Linked DNA regions of Mus musculus: all the other regions are linked to region 6. A link is a loop called in an ENCODE intact Hi-C map of the cell type or tissue named here. Cell type or tissue: heart. All regions are shown on one strand. Region 1 holds the start of Zfp367 (zinc finger protein 367). Region 2 holds the start of Habp4 (hyaluronic acid binding protein 4). Region 3 has its middle 15 kb from the start of Gm30709. Region 4 overlaps Aopep (aminopeptidase O). Region 5 overlaps Ercc6l2 (excision repair cross-complementing rodent repair deficiency, complementation group 6 like 2). Region 6 has its middle 2.8 kb from the start of Ptch1. Region 7 overlaps 1700024I08Rik (RIKEN cDNA 1700024I08 gene).

What was found. Peaks named below come from ENCODE experiments on the same cell type or tissue, not always from the same donor. Only the 100,000 strongest peaks of a DNase experiment are listed, where the experiment ranks them.
Region 1: it touches region 6 in a loop (2.5-fold over the local background); 6 of 42 quality-filtered maps call a loop at or near these places.
Region 2: a loop joins it to region 6, with 2.6 times the contacts of the local background. A loop is called at or near these places in 6 of 42 quality-filtered maps.
Region 3: a loop joins it to region 6, with 5 times the contacts of the local background. A loop is called at or near these places in 7 of 42 quality-filtered maps.
Region 4: a loop joins it to region 6, with 3 times the contacts of the local background. A loop is called at or near these places in 3 of 42 quality-filtered maps.
Region 5: a loop joins it to region 6, with 2.4 times the contacts of the local background. A loop is called at or near these places in 5 of 42 quality-filtered maps.
Region 7: a loop joins it to region 6, with 2.1 times the contacts of the local background. A loop is called at or near these places in 7 of 42 quality-filtered maps.

The regions. Positions count from the first base shown.
Region 1 is chr13:64,153,014-64,157,013 of GRCm38, forward strand. Zfp367 (zinc finger protein 367) reads right to left here and starts at 186. Exons shown (of 5, transcript NM_175494.5): 1 at 1-186. In heart, a CTCF peak has its summit at 2,446 (motif pointing right); DNase peaks (open chromatin) are centred at 408 and 1,018; H3K4me3 peaks cover 1,518 bases; H3K27ac peaks cover 2,952 bases.
Region 2 is chr13:64,160,117-64,164,116 of GRCm38, forward strand. Habp4 (hyaluronic acid binding protein 4) reads left to right here and starts at 1,750. Exons shown (of 8, transcript NM_019986.3): 1 at 1,750-2,218. The coding sequence starts at 1,870. In heart, no CTCF peak of the experiment used is centred here; DNase peaks (open chromatin) are centred at 1,695 and 2,425; H3K4me3 peaks cover 2,514 bases; H3K27ac peaks cover 1,828 bases.
Region 3 is chr13:63,640,543-63,644,542 of GRCm38, forward strand. No RefSeq gene overlaps it. Among named protein-coding and RNA genes, the nearest start is that of Gm30709, 15 kb to the left of the region's middle. In heart, no CTCF peak of the experiment used is centred here; DNase peaks (open chromatin) are centred at 1,479, 2,279 and 3,029; H3K27ac peaks cover 2,069 bases.
Region 4 is chr13:63,260,689-63,264,688 of GRCm38, forward strand. All of the region lies in intron 13 of Aopep (aminopeptidase O), which reads left to right. Among named protein-coding and RNA genes, the nearest start is that of Gm16907, 34 kb to the right of the region's middle. In heart, no CTCF peak of the experiment used is centred here; DNase peaks (open chromatin) are centred at 543 and 1,853; H3K4me3 peaks cover 368 bases; H3K27ac peaks cover 1,487 bases.
Region 5 is chr13:63,899,142-63,903,141 of GRCm38, forward strand. Ercc6l2 (excision repair cross-complementing rodent repair deficiency, complementation group 6 like 2) reads left to right here. Exons shown (of 19, transcript NM_001013608.3): 19 at 1-1,161. The coding sequence ends at 362. It overlaps Gm46423 (a long non-coding RNA gene), which reads right to left. Exons shown (of 3, transcript XR_001780983.2): 2 at 1,910-2,042; 3 at 1,618-1,680. Among named protein-coding and RNA genes, the nearest start is that of Gm46423, 5.6 kb to the right of the region's middle. In heart, a CTCF peak has its summit at 2,303 (motif pointing right); DNase peaks (open chromatin) are centred at 1,850, 2,210 and 2,870; H3K4me3 peaks cover 1,639 bases; H3K27ac peaks cover 1,731 bases.
Region 6 is chr13:63,566,582-63,570,581 of GRCm38, forward strand. It overlaps a transcript of Ptch1 not described here. Among named protein-coding and RNA genes, the nearest start is that of Ptch1, 2.8 kb to the left of the region's middle. RefSeq lists an enhancer at 2,201-3,262. In heart, a CTCF peak has its summit at 1,540; a DNase peak (open chromatin) is centred at 1,410; H3K4me3 peaks cover 2,888 bases; H3K27ac peaks cover 3,120 bases; H3K27me3 peaks cover 1,047 bases.
Region 7 is chr13:63,694,461-63,698,460 of GRCm38, forward strand. The region is part of intron 4 of 1700024I08Rik (RIKEN cDNA 1700024I08 gene); the gene reads right to left. Among named protein-coding and RNA genes, the nearest start is that of 1700024I08Rik, 38 kb to the right of the region's middle. In heart, a CTCF peak has its summit at 2,131 (motif pointing right); no DNase peak of the experiment used is centred here.

The DNA of each region.
Region 1 (4,000 bases), 590 kb after region 6:
CTCTCGGCGGCCCGAGCTTGCCTTGCTCGCCCGCGCTGCTACGTCTCGGCGCCTCACAGCCGCCGGCTCATGGCAGGCGGCTCCGGGCGATCAGGCTGCAGCAGCGTTGCTGACAGGAAAACGGGACGCGAGGCGCCGAGTCCCCGAGAATAACAACCTGCCGCCGCGGTCCCCGCTTCGGCTTTTCCCGCGTTACATTTCGCGCCTGGGCGGAACCAGTCACCGCGAGGACCCTGCGGCTGGCCACCGCGACGAGTGACAGGTCGCGAGAGCCAATAGCCGGGTCCAGGCTGTGTTCCGTCCGGAGGGGGCGGAACCAATTCGAGCGCGGGTCCTTACTGCCACGTCATTGGCCGCCGCTCTCATACTTTTTTGTCTGGAGGGCCAACTGCGTTCGAAAGTCTGTAGGAGCGCGCGTCTTGTCCTGACACACCCGTCGGGAGCCCCACCCTGGCCGGATGACTCCTGCGAAGGTGGGGAGGGGGAAAGAGGCTGTTGATTGGAGGAGCTGCGGGAAAGGGGCGTGGTGGTGGGCGGGGCGAGCATGCTGGGTCCCTCCCCCACCAGAAGAAGAGGGGGTGTAAAGAGGGTAGGAGTCTGGAGAAGTTGCAGTGGAGAGGGCCCTCCCCATCGCCCCACCCAATCCGCCCCCTCCCGCGCGCAGCCAGTTTAAAGGGCTGAGGCCGCGCCCGTCCCACCCCACCCCACCCACGGCTGCTCAAGGCGCCAGCAAAGCACCACTTCTTTTTGGGCGTTGGGGGGTTGTTGTTGGTTTTGTTTTGTTTTTCGAGACAGGGTTTCTCTGCATAGCCCTAGCTGCCCTGGAACTCACTTTGTAGACCAAGCTGGCCTCGAACTCAGAAATCCACCTGCCTTTGCCTCCCAAGTGCTGGGATTAAAGGCATGAGCCACCACCGCCCGGCTTGTTTTTGTTTTGAGACAGGGTCTCTATAGAGTCCTGGCTGCCCTGTAACTCCCTATGTAGGGACCAGGAGGGCCTCGAAGTCAGAGATCCCATTCGCCCCCCCCCCTCCATACACACACACACCCAGTACTGGGACTAAAGACGTGAGTCACCACTCCTGCCTAAGGGCATGGGTTCTTAATGTGAGTCCCGTGACCAGCCCTGCTACGGTTCCCGGACTATTGGTTCTTGCTGCCAGGCTCGGGACCGCGGTGGGACGCATGAGCAACCATTCGCACAGTAGTCAGCTCCCGGTCGTACTTGCTTGCAGTGTTTCCCAGGCAGTCTGATGGTGGTAGCAGTTCAAAGATTTTTTAAAAATCTCTTTAGAGGCTAAAGGATAGAACTGGCAACTGGAGCTCATTTGCTTGCTGCGTTTCCCAGGCAGCCTGTTCCTAGTAGAGACTCCATAAAGATTTTTATATCTGAATGAGTATCCAGTGGTTAAGCGATAGAACCGGTAACTAAACTCCATCAAATACAAAGCTATGCCTAAATTAATTTAGGCACCAGAGTGTTGTTTTAGAGAAAACTGCCTAAATTAACAAATCAAAGCAGCCAATAGTGTGACCTTATTTTTAGCCACATCTTTATTTTGGGTAAATAAACTATACCTAGCAAGATACCGAAGTCAAATTTGACTTTATGGAGAGAAAGTAACTTGTGAACTGAAGTGAAATGTTTCAAGAAGATACATTGAGTAATTTGTATCTTTGAAGTGGGACAAGTAAAAGTATCTTTAAAAAAAAAAAAAAAAAAAAAGAACAAAGCAGCCAGAGAAATGGCTCCATGGTTAAGAGGACTTGCTGCTCCTCCAGGAGACTTGGGTTCCAAGCTCCCAGTGGTGGCAGTATGTGACTTCAGTCCCAGGTGATCTGCTTCCCTCTTGTAGCTTCCTCTGACAATGCATGCACATGATACACATTCAAGGAAGCCAAACACTCATATACATTTAACATTTTAAATTGGATTTCTTTTCTGGAGGCTGGCTGGGTACCACAGCTTGTATCTACTGTATGGGGGGGTGGGGGGCGGGACGGGAAATACAGTCTGATTTTAATAGTCAATCTGGAAACGGAAAGTTCAGCTTTTGTTTCCCACAATGGGATAATATTGTAAACGACAACAGAAACCTTACTACATTGTTTCAAATCCACTAAAATACTTTGTTTCATAGTTGATAGTGAAAGTTTAAAAAATAAAAAAAAAAGATATAGCTATCAGGAACACTTGAATGAAGGGCTGGGCAAGAGGCCCACAGGTTAAACACTGGCCAATAATTACTATTCAACACTAACCTGCTCAAGTGCAAGATGAATCACCCAGAAAGCAGAACACTGACAAGGTTTCTAAAAATTACCCTTGATGAAGGGTAACCTGGCAACTCCACTTGCTTCCAGCCACAAGAGAATGAAAAACATGCCAGGAATGTGGTGAGTTTGATTCTGGGAGAACTGAAGTCACTCTGAGCTGCTTCTTGCTCCACTTTGATGCCACCAGGGGGCTATATGCAATGTGTGCGTATATTCCTGATGTCTATGTTCTGTCCTAGATATAATTAACAGCCTAAGGATGTACACTAACTCTGAAGACACTAAAACCCGTCACAGACGAGCAGTGGTCTCCTGCTGAGACTAAAAAGACAGGGTGCTAGTGCATGCCTTTACTCCCAGCAGGTGTCAAAGGCAGGCGGACCTCAGAGTTTGAGGCCACCCAGGGCTACAGCTACACAGAGAAACAGTCTCCAAAAGCTAAAACTCAGCAAGCAAAAAACCAGCTATACTATTTCAGTGTTCAAAATGTAGTCCCTTGGGGGTGTGGCTTATTGGTACACCTAGGCATGTGTTGTAAGGCTTTGGGCTCAATCCTCAGCATGAAAAAAAGCTACGGAAAAAAAGCTTGATAAAAGTCTGTCAAATCTTTTACAATGTATCCTAAAGCCTTAAAAAGAAAGTAAAAGGGGGCTTTCAACTTGAACATGTAGAACTTGAATAGAGTCAAGAAGCATGACTATTGCTATCAAAGCAAAATTTTTTATCCTGTGTGAGACACAAAACAATTTAAAAAGTATAGAGAGGGCTGGAGAGATGACTCAGTGGTTAAGAGCACTGACTGTTCTTCCAGAGGTCCTGAGTTCAATTCCCAGCAAGTACATGGTGGCTCACAACCATCTGTAATGGAATCCCTCTTCTGGTGTGTCTGAAGACAGCTACAGTGTACTCATATACCTAAAATAAATAAATATATCTTTAAAATATATAGAGAGATTTAGTGTCACATCTAAAAATGTACATGAAGCAGCTTTGAAAATGGAAGCTGAAGGGCTGGAGAAATTGCTCAGCAACATTTGCTGCTCTTGCAAAGGGCTTTGGTTTGATTCCCAGCATGCATGTCTGGTAGCTCATAACTGCCTGAAACTCCAGTTTCAGAGAAACTGACATCCTCCTCTGAACTCTGGGACACCAGCATATACACATAAATATATACAACTTACATTCATTGAGTTCCCAGTATACAAACATCCCTCTTGTTTTCATTAATCCCGAGCAATTTTATCTGATCCTTAACAGATTCTAATAAAATCCCTGGATTAAAGAACCTATTTTAAAGTAATTTTCTAATTTACAACAAATATTAACCTTCTGCTTTGAAACACTACACAGTTCTTGTAATCAACAGTTCATGTTGGTGATATTAAGAGGCATCATTTAATAAAGGCTAACAAAGTACTATCTGTGAGGTGTCTAGAAAATGGAACATGGAAATTAAGAAGAATGAGGCACATGATGCTTTATATACTTATACCTACAGAAATGAAATAACTACCTTATGTCTAGACAGACTATTACCAACATTAGCCAAGAATCTATGAAGAACAACTCACAAGCCCTGATTTTATAGCCTGGTCTAATATAACTAAAGAAGCATCCAGCAAAAGAGTTACAGGCTAACTTTGTTACTTTGTTTTCTGGGATGATCTGAGAGGTCACAGTTTCAAAGCAAAGGACAGAGAAAGGACAAGTGGAAGAAAGGAGA
Region 2 (4,000 bases), 590 kb after region 6:
AAATCACTGGATACATTAGTATGAAAGAAGAAACTCCTAACTTGCTTTCTGTTACAGCTGGAAATTTGTTTCTCAGCTGGTAGTGCTGTCTGGAGAGACTATGGGGTCTTTAGGGGAGGTCCTCAATGTAGGGTATGTTACCCCTGTCTGATTCCTGTTTTGCTCTCTGCTTCACAGTCCACCATGATGAGAACAGCTTTCACCTCAGCCGGGCTCCCAATATGAACTGGGAGCTTCACCATGTCTTCTTGCCAAGGTGGACTAAATTCCTCTGATACTGGGCACCAGATAAATCTTTGCCTCGTAAGTTGTTGATGACGGGATCCTAAGTTTGATAAAGTGCAATTTTGCTTGTGCCTTTGATGTCATATTTGCAAAATTATGGTATTGTGGGTGCAGCAATGCGAAGGTAACTAAAACTATCCCTATCCCTGACATCATCTAAGCTTTCTTCACACAATGGTCCAAGGTTCACCTGTTTTGTAGTGTGTGCTAACACTTGTTCTTTTTCTGCCCTCCCCCCACCCCATCCTAGCTTCTGTTGTAGCACATCTTATTCATCCATCACCCAGTTAATGGGCATTTGGACTGCTTCTTCCTCCCGGCTATTGTGAATAGCACCTCTGAGAATAATACGAGTTTTCATCTGAATACCTATTTCCAATTTTGGCTAGAAAAATACAGGCTCTAATCTTTAATTCAAAGAAAGAAGTGGCCACCTATCTTAAAATCTCTAGCCATCTGACAATTTACTGAGAACCCCTGAGGTCCCTGAATGGCAAGCCCAGGAAATTACAATTTGAGACAAAAATCACTTTTGATTTCTTTGCACAGAGAAGTTGGACAACAGTAAAACTCAGACCTTTTTTAACACCTGTATTTAATTATTCCTTTCACATGTTCTATGAAGTAAAACATATGTTCTATGAAGTAAAACTGCTTGTGATAGGGAGGGAACCAGCAGGCAGGGATGGCATCATGGAGAAGGGCAATGTGGAGACAGTTTTGAACAAAGTGTAATGACATAAACATGTATATATACACACACATATAAACACACAAACATACCATAAGAACCATTACTTTGAATGCTAACTTACAAAATTAATTTTCAGGAGAGTGATGGCTCAGAGAGCAAAGGCACTCGCCAGCAAGCATGACATCTAATTTGGAGTTTCATTCCCCAGAAGCCAGGCCTTAACTGAATGTCTCAAAAGAAAAACAACCGCTATCTAAACCTCACCCTGTCCGCTCCCGCACTCATCACAACATCACAGTGGGTCTGGGGTTGTTTCTTTGCACTTGAATGGGTTGTTTTGGTCTCTTGTTCCTGTCACACCTCTTGAAACGCAAGTCTCTCCAGGCTTCTTGAATGGGTCAGCACCCAGCTGAGGACGCTGCCTCTCCTCTAGGCACTTTCCCTCAGTTTACAGCTCTCCCCCAGACACGCAAGCCCTTAAAGGCTCTTGACTAGGTCATTTTGGTGAAGTGTGGCGGTGTGCAACCAGGCTCCCCACTGGCGCACACCGGCGAGAGAAGGCTTGCAGCCTCCCTGAGTTTCTGGTGGTAGCTCCGCCCAAGCCCCATACCACCACGCCCACAGGCTATAGAGTGGGAGGGGATAAAGTGGGGCGTGACGTCACAGACACCGGTCTCCCATTGGGTCTTCGTGCGCCCCGGGGCCGAAGGGCGTGTCCACCAGCGCTCATTGGCTGGGGCGCGCAGGCCGGGAGGAGCCGACCGCGGGGCCGAGAGTGCGGCGGCGGCGGCGGCGGCGGCGGCAGCAGCAGCAGCAGCATGGGTCCTCGCCCGCGGCTTCGCTGAACCTCACTGGCCTGGGCTGCCCGCGGCGCCCGCAGCGGCGGCGTCATGAAGGGGGCCCTGGGGAGCCCTGTAGCCGCCGCGGGCGCCGCGATGCAGGAGACGTTCGGCTGCGTCGTGGCCAACCGCTTCCATCAGCTGCTGGACGACGAGTCGGACCCGTTCGACATCCTGCGGGAGGCCGAGCACCGGCGCCAGCAGCAGCTGCAGCGCAAGCGTCGCGATGAGGCGGCGGCGGCGGCCAGCGGGGCCGGGCACCGTGGCGGCAGGAGCCCGGCTGTGGCCTCAGGACACAGGCCTGGCGCAGGCGGCCGCAGGGAGTCGCAGAAGGAGCGCAAGAGCCTCGCGGCGTCCGGCGCACAGCAGCCAGACAGCCCTGGGGGCCCGCAGCCGCCAGGTACGCCGTGGGCACCGAGGTCACCCCTGCAGCCGCTAGCTCCAGTCGCGGGGACCGATCCCGGACGCGTGGGCGGATCAGAGCTGGGAGTCCTTATGGGCGCAGGACCCGGGGTCATCCTTTCAGGGGCCACCCTTGAAGATAATAATCCTCTCGGGGTCACGTTTCCAGGGATCACTCTAGGGAGCCACTTTTGAGGGATCATGACCCTCCAGGGCCATCCTCCTGGGTGGTCATTTTCCCTGGTCACCCTATCTCAGTGGAAGGGTCAGGGTTTCACTCTCGGTGGGCTCATCCCAGATGGGGGACAGTGAGCAGAGCCGTGAATCTTGGTGGACAGAGGGCCTTTGGTCATTCTCCCTGGGTCCCAATCCACGAGGGGTTGGGAATCACCCTCTCTCCGGGGCTGGGGGTCGTCCCTATCCATCCGTTACGGGTGGGCCGAGCTGGAGGTTCTTGATGGGCAAAAAGGCATAGTATGACTCTTCCGGGGTCACCCTCCTGACATTCCTGGTTTCGTGGAGGAGCTGGGACTGACAGCCTGAGAGTTGCGCAGCTGGGATTCTCACATCTGCAGCTGGCTGCATCCTTCATCTTCCCTCCCGGCCTCTGCGGGACTCAGCTCTGTAGGCGATGCACTGCTGAAACCTTCAGGGATCCCAGATTCTGGGCCTCGAAATCCTGGGAGGCCTGGGTACCCTTACGTGTGGGAGCCCCCGGAAGGCAGACTTGAGCCCAGGGTGAGTTGGGGTGGGCTTGAGGTTCCGGCTCCTCTGCGCCTTAGCTCTTTTCTCCATCCTCATATGGTAGCCTCTAGGTGTTAGCTGACATCGATTGCAGGTGGAACAAATAGTGTATGTGGGACTTGTTATTTGTGATTGATTGAATACTGTTTTTTCTAGAAGCGGCTTTAGCCTTTGCAAGCGGAATGCTCAAAGTTACCCTTTCTGCTTAATCAGAAGGGGTCAGCCCTCCGCTGGGTGTACTGTCTGCGTGGGAGGCTGCTTCAGACTTCGTGGCTGTCACCTGAGCTGCGTCAAGGCTTTTGCAGCCAAGCTCTCACCAAATGAACGCCCGGTTTTCCCGTATTAAGTTTATATCCCTAAGATTGGCAAGAAGGGGTATTGAGATTAGAGGGTAGTTTGACCACGAGGTAGGCAGATGTTCATGTGGGCATTATTGCCTAGTTCTTACTTGAGAAAACTGTCCGTTCCACCTCTGGCTTCACATTTGAGGCTTTCGCTGGTACAGCTAGGTAATGTTTACCTTTATCTGTGAAGTTAATTTGAGACATTGGTTGAGATTCAGAAAATCATTAATGAAGATGGATACCTCAGTAAATTTAGGACTCCTTTTAAAATGGAAATGCACCATACAGTATATTTTGTATTGAGTTTCTCTTAAGTGTATTTAGGAAAATGGGAAGGGAAGGAATTGAGAAAGATCAAATAAAATTTTTTTACTATTTACTTTTTTTTTTTTAACCAAGTGAAGATATACTAGCCTTTGGAAGTGTACCAGTTACTACTGTTAGAGTGTTGTTGGTTTGTTTGATTGGTTGTTTTGTTTTGTTTTGTTTTTGAGAAAGGCTTTCTCTGTGCTGTTCTGGGACTTTGTAGACCAATCTTTCCCCTAACCCACAGAGATATTCCTAGATTTGTCTTCCAAATGCTGAGATTAAAGGTGTGCACCGAAATGTTACTTTTTAGCCTTGTTAAAATAAAAATATTTTTTGTTATAATGAACCCAGGGTTTTATTTATTTTGCGCAAGTGATCTTCTA
Region 3 (4,000 bases), 74 kb after region 6:
GTGGCAGAAACAAGAGAGGCAATGACTCAAGACAAGATGGAAGAGAGATCTGTCTCCTGAAAAACCTGTCATCCTATCTACACAAATGCCACAGTGTGAGTGTGATGGGTGTGTGTGTGCATACACATAAGATCAATCTGTCTGTCTGTCTATCACTCTATTTCTCAATCACTCTATCTGTCTATCTATTTATCACTGTTTCTATCTATCACTCTATTATCTCTATCTATCTATCTATCTATCTATCTATCTATCTATCTATCTATCTATCTATCTACCTATCACTGTATTAATCAATCTATCTGTCATTTACCACTTATCTATTAATCTTCTATGATTGTATCTATTTCTGTATCTATCAATCATCTGTCTGTCGGTCTGTCTGTCTGTCTGTCTGTCTGTCTGCCTGCCTGCCTATCTATCTGTCTGTCTGTCTGTCTGTCTGTCTGTCTGTCTGTCTGTCTGTCTATCTACCTATCTACCTATCACTGTATTAATCCATCTATCTATCTATCTATCTATCTATCTATCTATCTATCTATCTATCTATCATTTACCACTGGAAAATGGACAAGAATAAGCTCACAGAGATCATAGTCAGCCTAGCATGGTACTTGAAACCTATAACCCTAGTACTCAGCAAACTGAAGCAGGAGGATGGACAGTGTGAGCCTAACCTGGGCTACATGGTGAGTTCAAGACCAGATTGAGTATATGTGGAGACCTTGGGCTGGAGCTACAGCTCAGTTGGCACAGAGTTCACAGTTGGCATTTACATCTTACGCTGTGAAAAGATGGATGTGGAGGCACACACCTACAATGTCAGCTCTTGGAAGGTGGAGGCAAGAGGATCAGGAGTTCACGCCAAGAATGCCTATACTGTGTGTTCGAAACTAACCTGCAATACATGAAATTCTGTCTCAATTAACAAACAGATAAATGAATTGGGGGATGGGTAGTGTTTGTCTTTTGCTGCCATGGCAGAAGGTAACCTTGGCAAAGTTAAGAGTGAGTCCAGTGCCAAGTCTTGGAGAGAAGCTTTCCAGTGAGCTTGAAGTGAAGTCGGGCCTTTTCCCTCTCAGCTGAGTTCAGAAGTTTGTGGATGCCTCTGGAAGAAGTGAGCTTGTGCTGTAGACCTCAGAATTGTTTATGTGTGGCTTGAGGAGCCACAAGTCAGGTATGATTCTATGAGGGGTTCTACTGGCTGAAAATTCCACAACTGGAGCCTGTGTGGGGTGGGCAGCGTCCACCCGCAGAGCTTCAGAGGGGCCTCCCCTGGTTCTGTGGGGAGTCTGCCTGTGTGTGTGTTTATCTTGAGATGTGTATACAGATGTGTGGGGTTTCTGGAAGGGGTCTGCGCAGAATGTTTAGAGGCACAGTGGTTTAGCTCGGGTTGAAATGGTTACTTTTTCCAGCTTGTGCAGATGGACCATGCATGTGGGCTGTTAGCTCCCGCGTCGGTGCCGTGCTCTGTAAACACTGCTGTGGTCCTGGCCTGCAGGATGCTGTGTTGACGGTCATGCCTTACTGCCTAATTGGCTCTCGCTGGAGGCCTCGGCTGGCTGTTCCTGGTCTCTGTTACTCTGGAGGTGGGGGTGGAGTGTTCAGAGACAGCAATGGGAGACGAGTGATTTGCTTCTGTTCTTTAAAGTCCATCTATCCATTTCTCAGCATAGAGGACATAAGCTAAGACGGACCCTATCCTCTTTTGACAGACTCCCTTTCAGTGTCTGTGGGTTTTGGGGGTGAAAAGAAAAGTTCAATTACTGCCAAGTCCAATAACAGAGGGACCATAAGCCTTTCATGGTCTGCTCTCCTTCCTCACAATCTTTTTTAATTAAAATTTTTAATTATATTAACTAATTTGTATGTGTGCGTGTGTGTGTGTGTGTGTGTGTGTAAGGCACAGCACTTGTGTAGAGGTCAGAGGATAACTTTTGTCAGTTGGTTCTCTCTCCTTCCCTTTGTGGGTTCCAGGGATCGAACTCAGGTCGAAGGGTTTGGGGCAGGCATTTTGTTTTTGTTTTTGTTTTGTTTTGTTTTGTTTTTTCCTGCTGTGCCACCTCACTGTCCCATGATGGCATTTGCCATTCCTTCTAGTGTTCTGCTCCTATTTCCCTTTAGGATGAGCGCACTTGCTTTCTGCTGCTCTCCTTTTAGCTGCCCAGTTAGGGCTGCGCGCTGTGGTTCCTGGCAGCACACGTGCAACAAGGCTAAGTCAGCATGGCCTGCTGCCAAGTGCCAGGTTCCACCACCAACAAATCACAGTCATTCCAGCCCACTCCAGCCCTGCTGAGACTCAGGTCTATAAATTGCACCATGACAAGTCGCCTGGGAACTTCCTCTGCTGCTGGCTGCTCCACACCCCTGCATTTCCTTTTTCCTGTTTAAAAAAAAAAAAAAAAAAAAAAAACATTCCCAGCTCCAGCTGAAGATATCAACACCTACTGCACACAGACATAGTTTCAGAAAAATATTTTCACCTTTGAAAACCCTTTCCTGGTGTTCTTTTCCCTCTTCCATTCCTGCTTGGATGCCTCACTTGCTCTCCTGTCCTAGCAGGAAGAGTTAGTCTATTGGCACTTCCTGCCACCCCACACTCCAAATTTGGAGGCTGTGCACTTTAAGAAATAACTCCAGTGGTAGTTAGGGTCCTCCCGGGAGCTCCCGGGAGCCCCCAGGAGGATGGTGGAGAGATGCCCCCAGGCAGGAGACCTGACTTAAGACAGAGTTCCTTTGTGCAGGTTGGGTGACTTTCTTCTCTACCTCTCTTTGGTGCAACAGGAGTCTAAAGATCTAGTGCCTGGCTGTTTAATGGCCATTTCTCTCCATGATCTGAAAGGATATTTTTCTGCCTTCCCATGGACGTCAGTCCTTTGAATAAAGGCATCTGTCTCCAGAAGTCTTAGGTTAAAATCACATAAATGGACTTGGGGAGGAGCTGGAGTGAGCTGTTGTTGACTTTGCAGTTCCCCATTCATGCTAATAGCACCCCATTTCCTTTCCAGGAAATTACCTCATTGCTGTTCCCTGCATTCCAGGGAATTAGCTCACCCTTGTGCTAGACTGTCAATCAAGGTGCCCCACTCTCCCTGGCCAAGGCATTGGAACATTACCAAAAGTGAGGCTAACTAGATTCTCCCTTCTAGGCATTTCGTGTGGAAGAGGATCCAGAGGTGGGACATGCCACAGTTTCCCAACCTAGGCCAGGACCACTCTACAGAGTCTCTGTTCCCACTCAGTCCAGACAGAAGGGTGGGCAGCAGGACTAAAGTTAATGCTTTCTCCCAACCTCCCAAGTTAATTCTGCTCTCACCAAAAGAACAGAAAATAAAGATCTTACCTTCCTAAACTGGTGAACGAACCATGAGGTCAAACCACTGAGGATAAGAAGTTCATCCAGAAAGCCTGACTGAGTGAGAAGGGAGCTTGGGATTGAGTGAGAACGAGCTCTTTCCAAGCCCTCCATGGAATACGAAGATCAGGGGCAGGCAAATGTTATGTGTCTCTCTCTGCTTTTGTGTTAAATGTGGAACAGCCTTCCTCTCCTCTATGTCTTCCTGCTCTTTCTACCCCTCCCTGACTCCCTTTTCTTCTTCGTCTTCAGATATGGTCTCACCAAAGTTCATATGTTGAGGCTTGATCTCAAATGAAGCAGTGTTCAGAGGCAGGGGCTCTTTGGGTAGGTAATAAGATCATGAAGGCTCTGACCTCATGAATGAACTAATTCACTTAAGGACTTATAAATAAATAGAATATCTTTTACTTACTCTGACAATTCTATACATGTAAACAATGTGTCTTGATCATACTCATTCTGACTCTCTCTTCCTCTGCCCCACTAGGTAGTGGACATGTGCCCTTTCTCTCCAGCTCCTCCCTCCTCCACTTTTTCTCTTTTTAAATAACCCACTGGGTTCCGTTGGTGCTGCCTGTTAGGGTGTTGACTCATCTTTCCAGCCTGCTCTTGGGCAGGTAGCCATGGCTGCAATGAGTTCAT
Region 4 (4,000 bases), 310 kb before region 6:
TAAACTTCAAAGCAGCATAATTGAATCCTGAAAGAAGCAGAGCTGACACTTGGCCTTTGCTGTGGTGTTTTTATTCCATCATCTGGCCTGGCTGGCTTTGCTGACCAGCTTTCTCTCTTGACTACTTGGCTGGGTATGATGAGGACAAGAAGTGTGGACTCATGGTGGCATAGAGAGACACACTGCCATGATGTGACGGGCATGTGCATGCTCAGCGGAGCTCTGCGTGGACAAAGAGGCCTGGCTCTTTTTGGCAGTCAGTAGATTCCTGGCATTGACTTGAAGGTCTTAGCGAAACAAAGGGAGTGTGTCTCTCTGTCTCTGCTCCTGTTAGCCTCAGAAATAAATGTCATGAAACCCAAGCAACCCTCTTCTCCCAGACACCAAGCAAGGCGTTTTCTGCCTCTCATGCCCAGAGTACTGGGTTGTTATTTTTAGCTCTGGAGGGAATTGCTGATTACAGCCTTGCCATCCGTCAGAGCCTGAGAGCCCAGTTCTACGTGTACACCTGGCAATGGCGGCTGCTAGACTGTGGAGTTACTATAGTTGAGATGAGTCAGGCTGTAAGGACAGATTGCTAGAACTTAGTCGTGTACTTTAGACCCAGCTCTGCCTCTTGCTTGTTGAACCAAAGCTTCCTGAACTGCGCAGGTCACATCCTCCCGTGTTCCTTCAGAGCTATGCTGCATCCTGTTTCAAACGGGACCATCACGTGTAACTTGTCTTTTGACTCTCCCACTTATCTGGGGAACCATGCCATGGATGGACTGTGCCACAACTGAGGGGCTTTGATGTTCCAGAGTCCCGCCCCAGCTTTTGAGTGCATGTGTTTCTGCTAAAGGCGCGTTTTTCTAGTGCGTATGGGGGCCGTGGAGAAGTCTCTTACTCCTCTGTAGCTTTTTGTACTCTGTGGTTTCTCTCATCCTGTTACATTAACCATAACACAAAAAGGACCCTGATCAGAAGGAACATGTCCCAGAGAATCCAACTAACTGCAGAACCCAGAAATGCTGCAGGGTGACTCTGCATCTGGAAATGTATGCACTGCCCTTTGTGTTCATGAAAACCCTGCAGCCTGGTTTCTGTCCAGCTGAAGCCCTTCATTTTCAGATCTCTCCAACCTGAAGCTTTAGCTACATCTGCCAGCAGACAGTCTGTTAGAAAGCTCCACTTCTCCACGACACCTGGCGCTCAGATATATTCTCTATGAAGTCCTGCCACTCAGGAAACCCCAGAAGTGAAGCCAAGGTGAAATCTAGAGGTGGGTTCCTGTGTGTGCTGGTAAATGTGGGTGGCACTGTTCCTTACCAGAGGTTCCAGACTGGAATGACCAGAGACTGTGGTGAGGGCCTGGTTCCCATGGCTCATCGTAAGCCTGGGGGTTCATTCACAAGACCTCTTAGGACAGAGTCTGTAGCCAGCAGTAACAGGTATTGGTTATTGGCTCAGAAGAAGCAGGTGGACCCTCCTTGATTGAGTAGAGCCAACTGAGTGCTGTTGCTTCTCACTGTTCTCTAGGGTCTCCACCTGAGAGATTCCCAGGGTCTAGTGAGTAAGAGGTATGCACACAGTACATAACAGCAGGCACCAAGGCTTTCCTACTATTATGCCAGGTGCTGGAACAGGAAAATTAATTGACTCTAGAACACCCACATGCCCTGCACGGAGATTCCATTTGGAAGCAATACAGTAGGAGACATACCCAATATGGCTAGGAGAGGTGCCTGCAACTGCAGCCAACACAGTTAACTAAGAAGAGCTCAGCCTAGTGTGCTAATTATGTTTACACTGATGACATGTCCATGTGTTCTGAGACATGGAAGGTCTTACAGAGCAGGTCACAGAGTCCAGAGACTGGGAGAGTGGAGGGCCAAGCCTGACACACCCTCACTGCACCTCCTTCCTGACATTGTTGCTGTTCTTTCTGGTCCCTCCAAGAGTGGGACAGCTCCTTCCATTTTCACCTCACACAGTGACCCTCATCTGCACTGACTTCTCACACTGCCCTGTGATGGGTGACCTGAATGTGCTTGTCAGAGAATGTCAGTGCAGGTAAAATTTCAAAACTGCTTTCTTGTTTTGTTTTGTTTTTTTTTTTAATGTTTTTAAGTTTTGATTATGTCTGTATTTATGAGTTTGTACATATGAGTGCAGTGCCTGTGGAAACAGAGAAGGCCATTGGATCTCTTGGAGCTGGAGTTACAGGTGGTTGTGGGCTACCCAGTATAGTACTTGGGTTCTCTGCAAAGAGCAGAAAGTGCTCTTAACCACTGAGCCATCTCCCTCGCTCTGAGTTTTCGCTAGGTTCATTATGATTATCATTAATTAGTGGACTATTCTACTCAATATGTATCTTTCACCAAAAAAGCCTGTATGTGAAGTTTGGCCATTCAGAAATGTGAACTTTAACCAGCAAGACCCAGCAGTCACAACACAGGTGTTTGTGTTTTCTTTTCTTGGTTTGGTTACTGATGTTGGAGTAGAGTTCCTGCCTGATGGTTCTAGGAAGGAACTAGCAAAATCCACATGGTATATAAAGTCAAATGCCCTAAATTCCATATGTGCACATGTAAACATGTGGCAAATGGGCATACTATCAAGTTCCACTCTTTGCTTAATCCTGGGGAGAGTTTTAATTCTTGCATGTTCTGTCACTTCTGTGTGAAGTCATTGAACAGGAGAGGATTGTGTTCTGAATGACGTGCTGAGGACATGCCCGTGCTGTGTGTTCTAGTAGAAGTTTGTTTTGGAGTCCTGGCATTCCTGATGCCTCCCTTACCCCCATACTTCACGCTGGGGAATGAATTCCAAGTTCAGCTGTACACTGTGCCTCTCTGCATTTAAGCTTCTGAGACAGGGTCTTGCTAAATTGCCCAGACTGGCATCGAACTTGTCCTCTGGCACCCTCCTGCCTCTGCTTCCAAGTGCCTGGTTTCGGTTCTGTTTGAAACACCTGTTCTTTCTTTGTCCTCAAAGTCAAGGTTAAATACTTGTCACCTCACCTGTATTTTTATTAGGCTTTTTAGACAGTAGATTGAACAGTGATTCACAAAGGAGTCCCTGCATTCTCCATGCATGAAGTTTGGAGTGTCACACAGTGTTAGGGAGCCACAGGATGGACTGCCCTGGTAAGCCAGGTTCTGGTACAGGTCAGACAGCTGAGGGAGTTGGAGAGCATGCTGCATGTATGAGAAGCAGATGTGGGTAAAAGCATCATGAGGGCTGGGGCTGAAACAAACATGGGATAAAGGTGAAACAGTCTTGAAATTCTGTTTGGATAACTAACTTCCTCAACACACTTACTGGCTTGTGAGGCCCTTGGGCAAAGGCACTGTGGGCAAGCTGTGAATACCCTCCTGTTTCTAGTAGGGAGAGGTGGGACAATTGGCTATGCTTTGACACCTGGAATTCTGCTTGACTGGAGCCATACTGAGAGAACGTAGCCTGTTGGATGCTGTTGCCACATGGCTTTGCCAGGGATTCCTACTTAGGAGCTGGGTCAGACTGGGGGGAGGGGGCTTTGGCTTTGGTTAGGAACCTGGCCTCGCACTGATACAGGCCTGTTCATCCAGCACGCTGCTCAGTAAGACAGGCCTGTCCATCCAGCACACTGCTCAGGGATGTAGAAAAGATGAGTTTTTCATGATTACCACACTCCACTTTTCTAAACTGGGTATTGCCTCTTCGCATGTGCCCCAGTTATGCATCCTGTAGTATTCTGAAGCCAGGGCTGCAGAGTCTCAAACTTCAGGGCCAAGTGGAGCATCCTGGTGGTTCATAGTGTAGATGTCCAAGAGGGTAGTACAAGAAATTTCTTAAGCCGGGTGTGGTGGCGCACACCTTTAATCCCAGCACTCGGGAGGCAGAGGCAGGCGGATTTCTGAGTTTGGGGCCAGCCTGGTCTACAGAGTGAGTTCCAGGTCAGCCAGGGATATACAGAGAAACCCTGTCTTGAAAAACCATAAAAAAAGAAAAAAGAAAAAAAAAGAAATGTCTTTAT
Region 5 (4,000 bases), 330 kb after region 6:
CAGAAAACACTCCTGAGGATGGCTTACTTGGTGACACCTCTATTCTTAACGACCTCTTTAAAAGCCACGGGGAAGGTCCCACACAGCTGCCAAAGAATGTTCTTTCAGGACCTGTGGCAAAAGCAAAGCAGAAACCAAAAGATTTCTGGGACATCTTGAATGAGCAGAATGATGACAGTCTCAGCAAACTCACTGACTTGGCAGTGATAGAGACGCTGTGTACCAAAGCACCCAGTACCTCAGCCTCCAAAAGGAAAGATGAGCTGGAAGCTTCCCTTTGGAAAGCAAACGAGAAGTTTTTGTGGAAGACATTAAGCTCAGATGTTGACGATGAAAGCATAAGCAATACAGAGAGAGAGTAGGACATGGACGTGCCATTAACCTAGATATTGATGAGCTGCTGGCCCTGGCTATGGATGTTCATGTATGGGGCACACTGAACATTTGTTTACAAACTTGTGTATTAAATTATTGCTTTAGTATAATCTAAACAGCCTAGCATGTTATCATGGGTTCTTTCCCTAATATCTGTTTTAATCATTAACGCTCATGTATGTAGTTTATGTAGTACTGGAGGTCAAGCCCAGGACTTTATGCAAGCACTCTGGGCAACTGAGCTACATCTCCTGCCCCAGATTTGGTCTTCAGAACAAATGTAATTGTATCATATTGTAACGTGTCATAATATAACTATTATTAACTGGCATCTTCCCTCCTGTGTGAGTCCGTGGCCTTACGTGAGTGACTTGCCCATTCATTATCTGAAAGATAACCGACACACAGCCTTCCACTTTTAAACTCCAGAATGCCCCAAAGTCAAGTGGCAGCCACTGCCCTCTCCTCATTGGCATTGGGAACTTACTGTTTTCCTTCTTCCTTGGAATTATGTTCTATTACTATTAAATTATTTTAGATAAAAGTTATAATGAAGACTCAACAATTAGGACTCAATGTATGGCATTATGTTAAAAATGCTAATTTTTATAATCACTCAGAGTTTGTGTGCTGTGGTCTAAAGAAATGGGATTTTTATCTTTGCCCAGGATTCCGATGCCTTAACTTTTCACATTACTATGATTTAGTAAATATAAATAGATTTATAGCCTAACTTTGTATTTCTTAAGTAAAAGGAAATGAATAAACATTTGATTTTAATTGAAACCTCTTTCATCGAATTTAATATATATGGTTTACACACTCTGATTTATTCATTTAGTACCCCTTTCCCAGCTTCTCTGGTCTGTGATAGGTACGGCTATGTAGGTGACAGTGGTAAGAGCAGCAGTGTAGGTGACAGTGTGTTAAGTGACAGCTATATGTAAAGGCAAGGAGGTCCTATCTGTAAAGTTTCATGTTGTATAGCTCCTGGCATTGAGACTGGCACATTGAAGTGTCAGGCTAGTACCTGCCCACATTCAGCTGAGCTCACAGGACCATATAGGAACTATCTATTCAGAAAACAGCAGGCTCTCCAGGTCTGTCTCTCTCTGTCTCTGTCTCTCTCTCTCTCTCTCTCTCTCTCTCTCTCTCACACACACACACACACACACACAGGAATACTTTATTACTTTATTCTGTTACTACAAGAAACTCATGAACCTCTTACCATGTTGGAACACAGCATTTGAGGTAACTTGAATCTGTGTCCCAGGGCCGGCCATGGTCACTCACACTTGGCAGCTGGAGCATATAGGGGAGGGAGAGCTGTGTTTGCATGGGCAGAAATCAGTGCCCCGCCCCCCAGTAAAGCACTCCCACTGATGGAAACCAGAAGAAATGGGCTCCCGAGGGCTTCTCCAGTCTTTGGAGGCCTCTAGTCCCACACCACTCCCCGGGGAGCATGAAGGGGCCCTTTTAGTAGGGGAGCAGGCTTTGGATTAGCCAAACTAAGAACTGTTGACAGATTAACCTCTTGTGTATTTGGGGGTACACCCGGGTTGCGGAGTAAGTCAGAATCAGTCCAGAGATAGGTTTGACACTCAGTAGGCAGCTGACCATCCGAGGGTAGGCAAGGTGCAACTCCTGGGCTTTTCCTTTTCTGCCTGCAACAAGATGGACCACCGCCAAATGAGCTTGGCCGTACCCTGCGGACAAACTGCAGATACTGTGAGCCCCAAATGAGGACTTCTCTGTACTTCCGGTGGCTGGCAACTCCCGGAAAGGGGCCACAAAGCCTAGCGCTGCTCTCCCTCCCACTTGGCAGGACAGAGCATCTACCCTAAAAGAGAAGAATGGCTAATGGAATTATGCTTTGGCAGTAGCGACGGAAAACTCCTGAGCTCAAGCCAGTGGGGGGCGCGTTATCTGCCACCAGCCGAAAGCCAGGCGGCTTCCCGCATCCCTCACAGCGTGACGCCGTGGGTGGTCCAGCTTTGGTAGTGCAGGAGCTTAAAGAACTGAAGCCCTAAAGCAAGGGGACGCCGTATGTCAGCGATCCTGTGGAGTCCCTATAGTATCCTGGCAGGAGAGTGGGGATGGTCACCTAGTGCGGTGTCAGTCAAGAGACCAAGCGAGTATATGGACAGTCAATAGGCAGGAGCAGGTGGGGACCCCCACGGGGCACAGCTTGGCACAGTTGACTGGGCGAGTGCACCCCAGGCTTAAATGTTCTGAATCCTGGAGGCCAGAGGCGCCGGTTTCTGCTGTCTAAATCACTTTCAACTGATCCCCAACGCGCAGTCTTGGGAAGCTGCCAGACGAAGGCTCCCCCCTTCCCGCAAGCACCTAGACAGAGCTGCAAAGCAGAGCTAGGAAGGAAGTGGGAAACTGGCAGGGTGGAACTCCTGGCCGGTTCCAGGCTCCGTGTTAGCGAGGGCCGCGGGGACGCAGCCAGGCAAGCCTCACAAACACACAGCAGGCTGGCCCAGGAGGAAATCCGACTTAGCACCTTGGCGAACTCCACCTAAGATTCCCCGGCCAGCTGCCCCGGGAAGCGGCCCCCCACGTCCAGACGCACTCCCCCAAGCCGGTGCACGTCTTGCCCTTGCGCTTGTTGGACCTGCTGGCTGGGCCTCCAGTCCTTGGCCACACACCCTCTAGGACAGGCCCTGCGGTTGCCTTCACTGCCCTCCCACCTTCAAGCTTCCCTCAAAGCCAGAGCCTTCTGCCAAGCCTCCATTCCCAACCTGTTATCACGTCCTGGAGAAAATGTCTCTGAAATAGTTCCTGAATCCCACTGCCAAGAGCCTGAGTTTCTGTCCCTCCACCTCCCATCTGGATGCCTGCAGACTTCTCCCTGGGTTCCCAGGCTTCGGCCTCCTCCCTCTCTAATCCATTTTCCACACTGCATCCCCAAAGCCTGTTGAAACATAGGGACCTCCGCTGTAGTAAACCTCTCATTTCCTCTGTTAGGGAGGGTAAAGGGGATTGGGCTGGGGAATAACTACATCAGTTCACATTTATTGAGCATTTACTTAGTCGTTTGTTTAACATTTCAAGTGCTTTTCACATTTAATCTGCCCTAGACCTCTCCCGGGCAGGTGTTATCTGTTTTATTGAGGAAGAAACTTAGGCAGAGAGGCCACACAGCCCTGTATTGGCAATAGCTGCTCGGACTGTTTCTCTTCTACCTGAGAATCTCCCAGAAGCACCAGGTTCTAGTTAGTAAGTAGACCAGGCTATTAAATCAAACTAGCACAGTCCCCCACATTTGGCTTCTGAACACTAGAAGCCCAGGTCATTACATTATTCTTGACTAACAATGCCTAGGAGATACCTCATGACTGATGGAGACACTCTTCTGTCCCTCCTTCCAACACAAGCTCTTTAGAGCTCTCAACCCTCCTACCTGCTCCCCCACCCCCCATGTTTTTGCATCCCTGCCTGACAATCTCCGGCCATGTCCTCTGCTTGTAAAAGAGTCCTGATTCCTATTGTCTGGGAGGAGTGGGATTCCAGTCTTTAATTTGTGGCTGGGAAATCTAGAATCAACAGTGGGCCTTTTCCAGTCATCCTCCCACCCACCCTAAAAAAAAATGGTATCACTGAGTCCCTAGCCCTA
Region 6 (4,000 bases):
GTCTTCTTTTTCGAGACGCCTTTTGCGAGCGCGCGCGCACACACACACAGACACACATACACACGCACACACTCACACGTACAGGAGCATTTGCCTCGCAATAGACATGAGGGATAGGTAATATATTTTTTTAAGCGCTTAAACAATTTCTGAGATTCCTCAAAGAAAACCCTTTTAGAGGCACTTTGGCCTCAAGCTGCAGCAAATACTGGGAGGTCCGGCTTGAATTCCCAGGCCTGCACCAATAATGACAGGGTGGTGGATAGTGCGCCAGTGTGTGCCAATTTTTTTTTCTCCTCTTTTCTTTTATAACCAAAGGCAAGACTTAGACTCTCGCAGGGAACAACGCCTCGTATTAAGATAAACAAAATGGAAAGTTAAAGAGGCGAGCAAGGATGTTGGGAAAAGCCAGCCCTTTTAAAAACCCCTCTCACTCCTCTATCGCCCCCCTCCAATACACAATACAGTCCAATTTGAAAACGTCTATAAGGAGACTCCAGACAAGTCTGCTATTTTATTTGAATTTTTAATATATAAAAAGCAAATCTTTTCAGCAGGCCAGAGAAATGGAAATGAGAGATTTCCTGATATTTGGAATTCGTCTGGATCCTCATTAATTAATCACATTCTTAAAGTCAGTTTTAAACTTTAAAACAAAATAAAGCTCGATACACACCCTGTAACATTTAATAGCGTGACGTAGAAGAGAATAAAGGCTTTGATGTGGAATTCATTTTAAACAAATTGTTCATAGAGCGCTACGATTTGTCCTGATATTGTGTCCAGTGTCACCAAGACATTCAGGGGATTCACAACAACAAACAACAAGAAGAAGAAAAATGCGTAGTGGGGAGGGGAGTGAATGTTGGAGCCAGCAACAAATTAAACTGTCTACACAACTACGCTCTTTAAGAAAAAAAAAAAATAACACTTAAGAAAGCACATTCCATTCTCCAATAAGTTTTGAAGTTCCTCCTCCCCGCAGTAGACACCAGACCCAGAAACACGGGATTCTGCTACGTCCTATTATTTTTCTTTTCCGACTTGAACTGCAGAAGGAACCGGAGTAGTGAGGAGTCAAATGAACCCGTGAAATGGGGCAGTGTGGCTTTAAGATGCACACGGTGTGTGTTCATTGAAGAAAAAAAAAAAAAAAAAAAGAAGAAAGAAAAGGAAAGAAAGAAACCCAGATGGAGGGAAAGGGGGGGGAGGAGTGGGGGAGAAGGCGGAGCCTACTCCACCACGTGACCTGGACCGAGAGGCCCATGCGCGCACCCGCGTTAGTGCGCGTCCGCGCCCGCGCGTTCCTGTCTTCGGCCTGCTCGTGATGCGGACGCACAGGTAACAGGGTCCGCGCGCGAGGCCAGCACGCCCCAGCCCTCATCACAGTGCGCACAACCTTCCCTGGCCCCGGGCAGTGTGCGCGCCCTACCGCCGCGGACAGACGTGCCGGACACGCCGTAGTACATTCCTGAAGGCGGCCCGGCCCCCTCGCGTTGCCCAATGAACGCGCGGCTTCTCAGCTGCCAGCCAATGGCTGCGTTCCGGCCCTTCCATTCAGCGGCGCCGGCTGCGGTTAGACAGGGGCCGCGCAGGGGCGCGCGGCCACCGGCGGAGCACACGGCTTTTGGGGCTGGCGGTGGAGGGTGAGGTCTCCCCCACCCCCATCGCGTTGCGGTCCTTCATCGCTGCCCAGCCTGCCGCCCCTCTAGCCTCGTCTCCTTCCGGGCTTCCCTAGGACGCCTTGCCATCCTGAATCCCAAACCCGCAGAATTCGTGTGGTTCCTAAAGTGGGGTGATGAATCTGAGCGAACAGAGACCAAGTAGAAGCATTTGGGGGTGTTCACGGGGTAAAGAAGAGGACCTGGGTGTTAGGCCAGCTCGGAAATTCAAAACTTCTAACACCAGGGAGCACGTGATTTTTCGAAAGACTGACTTTCGGAAGAACTGAAAAATCCTGAAAAGGCATGCAGGGGAGGGGAAAGACACTAACTACCTTAACGTCGAGTAACGTGCTGGAAGCATGACTGTTAAGATAGTTGGTTGTCAGCATAAGGTAGAAAGGGGGTGAACTACTATTAAGCTTTCACATTTCATGCTCTTGGAAATTGGGCTGTTTTTTCGAAAGTTGAGGGTGATATCCCGAGTTCAAAGGTCAGCCTGGGTTTTTGTTTTGTTTTTAATTTGAAGCTGGTTGTGTGTATGGCATCGCTCTATAGACGTTGTCTTTTCAAATTCCTTACAGTATTTTACTCCTAAGCGTGTACTGTTTCCCTCTTCCAGCTTTTTACTTCTTGGGTTGCAGTATAGCTGTTTGGATTCTAGAATGAAACTTTAGCCCAGCTATGCAAAGCCTCTTCCACTCGGGCGCTTTTCCCTTGGTTTGACTTAATTCTTAAACGTTTTGAACATGGAACCCCGAGGTTTGCAGCGCTCTGCGACCCCTCGCCCGCTGTTTGATAGGTTAACTTTTCAGCATCCCAGACAATGGTCCTGACCTGTAAACTCTACCCGTAGGTTTCAGGACGCAACCCCCAGGCTCTCTCTAACAAGCGCTATCTTAATCTCCCCAGCCCCCACCCGCCGCTTCCCCTGTGGTCTGCTTTTTTCATAGAGATGAATTACTTTGGGGATCTAATTGGCCTTGTTTCTGTAACGTTTTAAGAAAGGGAAGAGGAGCCAGTCTAAAAAGACTGCTCGACTTGGGTGGTCAGGGCTGAGGCTGCCCCCAATTTGCCTCATTGCTGATGCATGTGAGTGTGACATTCCCAGCGATAATGTTGTTCCTAATCAATCTACCCTTATTTACATTTGTAAGCTTTGTCGGCTTTAATATGCATGCCCTGTGCAGGGGACCGCTGAGCCACACCGGGTTTGTTAACTTCCAGCTAACTGCAAGGATTCCACAGACCTGAGAGGCAGAGTGGAGGAGACAGGCCTGCTAAGGTGTCTGGCAATACAGTCCCTTTGAGGGTCTTTCTGCCTGGTGGCTCCCCAAATAACGGAGAGCTTAGGGCCTTGACCAGCAGGAGCTGCCAGTCTCTGTGAAGCCAGAGCTGAGTGACCATCCACTCTTCCAAAGGAAGTTCAATAGAAAATATAAACTGTCATTTTTCTTCCCATCATGACCCAGGACAGATTCCTTCAATGTTCTGGATTCCCTCGCTGTCTCCTCTCCTCTCTGTTCAGTGCTTCAGATATCCATAGCCCTACCACACACAACTCAGAAATGACATCAGATTGTCCAAGTGCTAGGATGACACTTGAGATAAAGCATCTGTCCTTTGAGTTAGGATGTTCCAATGGTTTGAAATTATTAGTGCCAAACATGTTGAGGTTTAACTTTTCACTGACTTCTCAGAACTCTAAGAGTCTTTAAGATCCTTTATCATGTAGCTCATTTCTGCAGCATATAGAGGTAAAGATGTTCCAGCCATTTGACCCTAGGCTTAGTCATAAAGTTCCCCCCCCCATTAAGTTCAGCAGCCTTTCAGAAATTCAAAGAATTGCAAATATGATACTAAATTCTACAGTATTTTTATTGCAAGGAGGGGATATAGAGAGGAAGTGGGTGTGATGCTTTGTGTATGGATATTACAAAGGTAGCAGAAAGATGGTGGAGGTGGGGATGTAGTGTTCTACATATGGATGGGTAGCCCCGGATACAGGACAGGAGTGATAGGATAGGGCCTGGGCAACTCTAAGGCAGCTTGGATAAGAGTTAAATCTTAAGCCAATCTGCCACCATCTTACCCCATTTTCTTCGTAGAGACCAATGTTTTATTTGCTCATTGGCAACCTGTGATTTATACAGACTGTGCAAGGAGAAGGCAAAAAAAATGAGCCTAAAAAGGTTTCAGGGAGGAGGTAAGGAAAGATTCAGAAACTCAATCATGTAAAACCACTGGGCTTGACTCTCTTCACATCTCTCCACTTCCAGTTTCCTGTCCTTACTAACCCCCCCCCCCAACACCACTACCCCCCCCAGGCTGAAGGAAGG
Region 7 (4,000 bases), 130 kb after region 6:
AGGGAAAGATGGGAAGAAAGCCAGGTGGTCCCTGGTGTGTTTGGATCACATGTTAAGTGTTTGGTCACAACTCTGGAGCACTGTTTGGAGGCAGCACAACATTCAGAAGGCAGAGCCTAGTGGGAGGAAATCAACTCCCTGGGGATGTGCCCCTGAAGGAGATGTAGGGACCCTAGCCCTTTTTTCTCTCTCCTTTACTTCCTGGCCAACAAGAAGTGAGAGAACCTTCTACTGCACGATGAACTGTGCCACCATAGGCCAAGCGGCAGACTCAGTGGATTTGAAATATTACCAGACTCTGATACATGGTTGTGAGTGGTGCCAGAGAAGCAAGAGCCTAAAAATGAAAATGGAACATGTAGATAAGTCACCGGCATTCCTGGTGCAGTTGAGTGAGGCAGAGTTTGCAGGGAATGTTGCCTGGGTACCCTGGTGCTCTTGCCTTGGGAAGGTAGAAAAGTTGGTATTAGTTTGTGGGTTCTTGGCTCTCTGAAACTACCACCTTTGCGAGTTCACAGTGCCCTGGTATAGGGGTGGAGTAGTCTACTATCAATGACATTTGCCCTACTCTCCTAAGTGTGTCCATGTTAGAATTAGCTGTAAGAGCTGGGTATTGGCATGACTGTAGCCTTCCATGATCTGAAAGGCAGGTGCTTTGTGCCTGGGGGTGGGGGTGGGGTTGGGGTGGGGTAGGGGCGTTTGTTTTGTTTGTCTGTTTCTGTGAGAGGACTGCTGTGTTCTGTCCAGTTCACATAAGCTCACATTTGAGATGGAGTGTCAGGGAAGATGGGGGTCTCTACTCAGTAGCTAAGGGTACCCTAAACTTCCAATCATTCTGTCTCTACCTCTTAGGTGCTGGGATCCTAGATATGCGCCACCATGCCCAGTTTGTGTAGCACTGGGAATTGAATTTAGGACCTTATGCATGCTAGACAAGCACCTTTCCAAGGGAGTTAGATTTCCAGCCCTCTGTTTGGCTCTCTATTTTCAAGCCCCAGCTTCCAAACCATGCAAAATTCTCATCTCATTCTCTCTCTTTTCTCTTAATTTTCCTCTTCTTTTATTCCTTATCTCCACCCCTTATTGTATTAATCCATAACACTTAATTATTATATTAATTGATTTTGTATTAATTTTTATTATACTTTATTAATTTTTATTAGTTTTTATTAGATTTTGTATTACTCTTTTGCATTAATTTATAGAGTACAGAATGGCAGCTGAATCACTGGCTATGATCAAGGTTGGTAAGAGTGAGAGGCAACTCCAGCTTCAGCAGATACTTTCAAAGAGCAACAGAGTGCCAAGAAACGACATTTGGAGGTTGAGACAGGAGGATGAAGAGTATGAGGCTAACTGGGCTATATAGCAACATCTTATCTCACCATTATCACTACCACCTCAGCAGCAACAACAACAAGAAGAACAAAACCCAACCAACCAAGCAAACAACAGAAAACCAAAACCAAAACACTATCGCATCTCTAAAGCAACAGCCTGAGAACGAAGAACCAGAGGATGTGGACACTTCTCTGAGGACAATGGCTGAAGTGAAATGCTTCCCAGAGCTGAGGATCTACATGTGTGTGTGAGGGTGTGTGCCTCTGTGTAAGTGTGTGTGCAGATGCACCATGAGACCAACTTGAGAGATCCACAAAGCACCTTAATTTCACAAACTCCAAGAAGTCCTACAACAAGGGCAATGCTTATAGAATTCTTTCCCTTGTAGAGTACCATCTGAGCTTTTCTATTTCCTCACAAAACTCAAACCACAGTATAAATTGGAACACTGATTTTCCTCTAAAGAAACAACTTAAAACAACAGTCTTCATACCAAGGGATCATCCAAGAGGTGGACTATGAAGGGCAACTTGACAGTATGACTAATAGGTCATCTTGGATGTGTCTCTGAGAGATGCCAAGTAAGCTGTGTGTGGAATAGCTCCATTCGGGAATGTTGTCTTTGAATCCTAACAGCATCTCCAGAGAAAGATGAGTACTACGAGTCTAATCTCCCAAGCACTTGGGACCTGTATGGATTCAACTGACCAAAGGATGGGGAGTTGTTGGTTGGTTTAGTGTGGGGATCAGACTTTGTTGTCCCTCTATGGAGTTTGGTGCTGTTTTGCTTTCCCACTAGGGGTCACTAGAGAGAGACAGGAGACAGGTTCAGAATATATTGCATAATCCTAGAAGTGTTGGCCACGTCTTTGGACAACATGCCAGGCAGAGCTTATAAAACACCACACACACACACACACACACACACACACACACACAGAGAGAGAGAGAGAGAGAGAGAGAGAGAGAGAGAGAAAGAGAGAGAGAGAGATAAAGAGAGAGAGAGAGAGATAAAGAGAGAGAGAGAGATAAAGAGAGAGAGAGAGAGATAAAGAGAGAGAGAGAGAGAGAGAGAGAGTGTCAGAGGTATCTGTGCTGACTATGACCCAGTGGATTGGAATAGGCCTGAGAGTCTGTCTACATCTCCCAGGTGCTGTCAACACCGTTGTGTCAGGGATTCGAGGGTAAAGTGCTAGAGGATCAGCTCTCTTTAAAGAGTTTAAGATCTCAAGATAGAGAATTGCCAAAGTCCAGCTCTCTTGCAGCAGCCCAGATTGGCTCCTCTATTTTCCCTTCTCATCTCCCCCCTCCCTCTTCTCCTCCCCCCCCTCCCTCTTCTTCTTCCCCCTCCCTTTTCTCCTCCCCCCCTCCCTCTTCTCCTCCCCCCTCCTCCCTCTTCTCCTCTCCCTCCTCCCTCTTCTCCTCCCCCCTCCTCCCTCTTCTCCTCCCCCTCCTCCCCCCTCCTCCCTCTTCTCCTCCCCCCCTCCTCCCTCTTCTCCCTACTCCTTTGCTCCCTTTGCTCAATTCTTCTCAAATTTCTCCTTTTTTTTCCTATCAGTTGGACCTCACATTTTTTAAAGCTTAAATTTAATTGTAAGAATTTCATTACACAAATACTATATTTACATCATTCCCTTCCTTTCCTCTGCATTCTGGCTCTTCCTGTGCCCCCTATTCCCTCTCAAATTCATGATGTCGTCTTTCTGTTATTATTACTCCCTTGTGTATATATAAATGTATAAATAAATAAGTGTGTAAATAACTTGCGGAGTCCTTTTACAGTTGCACATGTGTACCTGTATTTAGGACCGACTCCTTGGGATTGGATGACCTCCAATCAGGGAGCTCAGTCCGGAGAAGACTTTTCTTTAGCAGCTTCTCATCTATGGGCGGGGCCCTGTGAGATTCTGAAAATTTGCTTCAGAATTGGGTGCATTGGTCTAGCAACGCACCCTAAATGTTATCTCACTTAGCATGTCCTATACCAGAGGAGTTAATAGCTATGCAATAGTCCTGTGTTAGATAGTTTTAGGTCAACTGGACACAAGCCAAAGTCATCTGAGAGGAAGAAACATCAATTAAGAAAATGCCTCCATAAGATCAGGCTGTAGGCAAGCCTGTGGGGCATTTCTTAATTAGTGATTAATGGGGGAGAGCCTAGCCCATTGTGGGTGGGGCCACCCTTGGGTTGGTGTCTTTGGTGCTATAAGAAAGCAGACTGAGCAAGCTACTATGAACAAGCCAGTAAGCAGCACCCCTCCATGACCTCCGTCTGCGTCTGCCTCCAGGTTCTTGGCCTATTTGAGTTCCTGTCCTGACTTCCTTTGATGATGATGAGTGATGCAGGAGTATAGACTGAATAAACCCTTTCCCCCCACGTTTCATTGGTCATGGTGGTCCATCACAGCAATAGTAACCCTGACTAAGACAAGTCCACATCAGACACTAGATTAGTGCCCTGTTGTTGGGTGTTCTGGTCATTCTGAGTCCTTGGCCTTCAACCCGCACAGAAACCAAGCCGTGTGAGAACTGTGTATGCATCCATTCACCGCACTTCCAACTATTTGGCTTGGGAAAGCTCCAAAGGGGAGAGCTGCTGGGTTAAAGATTTTGAAAACTTCCAATAGAGAATTGTGAGGGGAATCTACATCAGGATTTT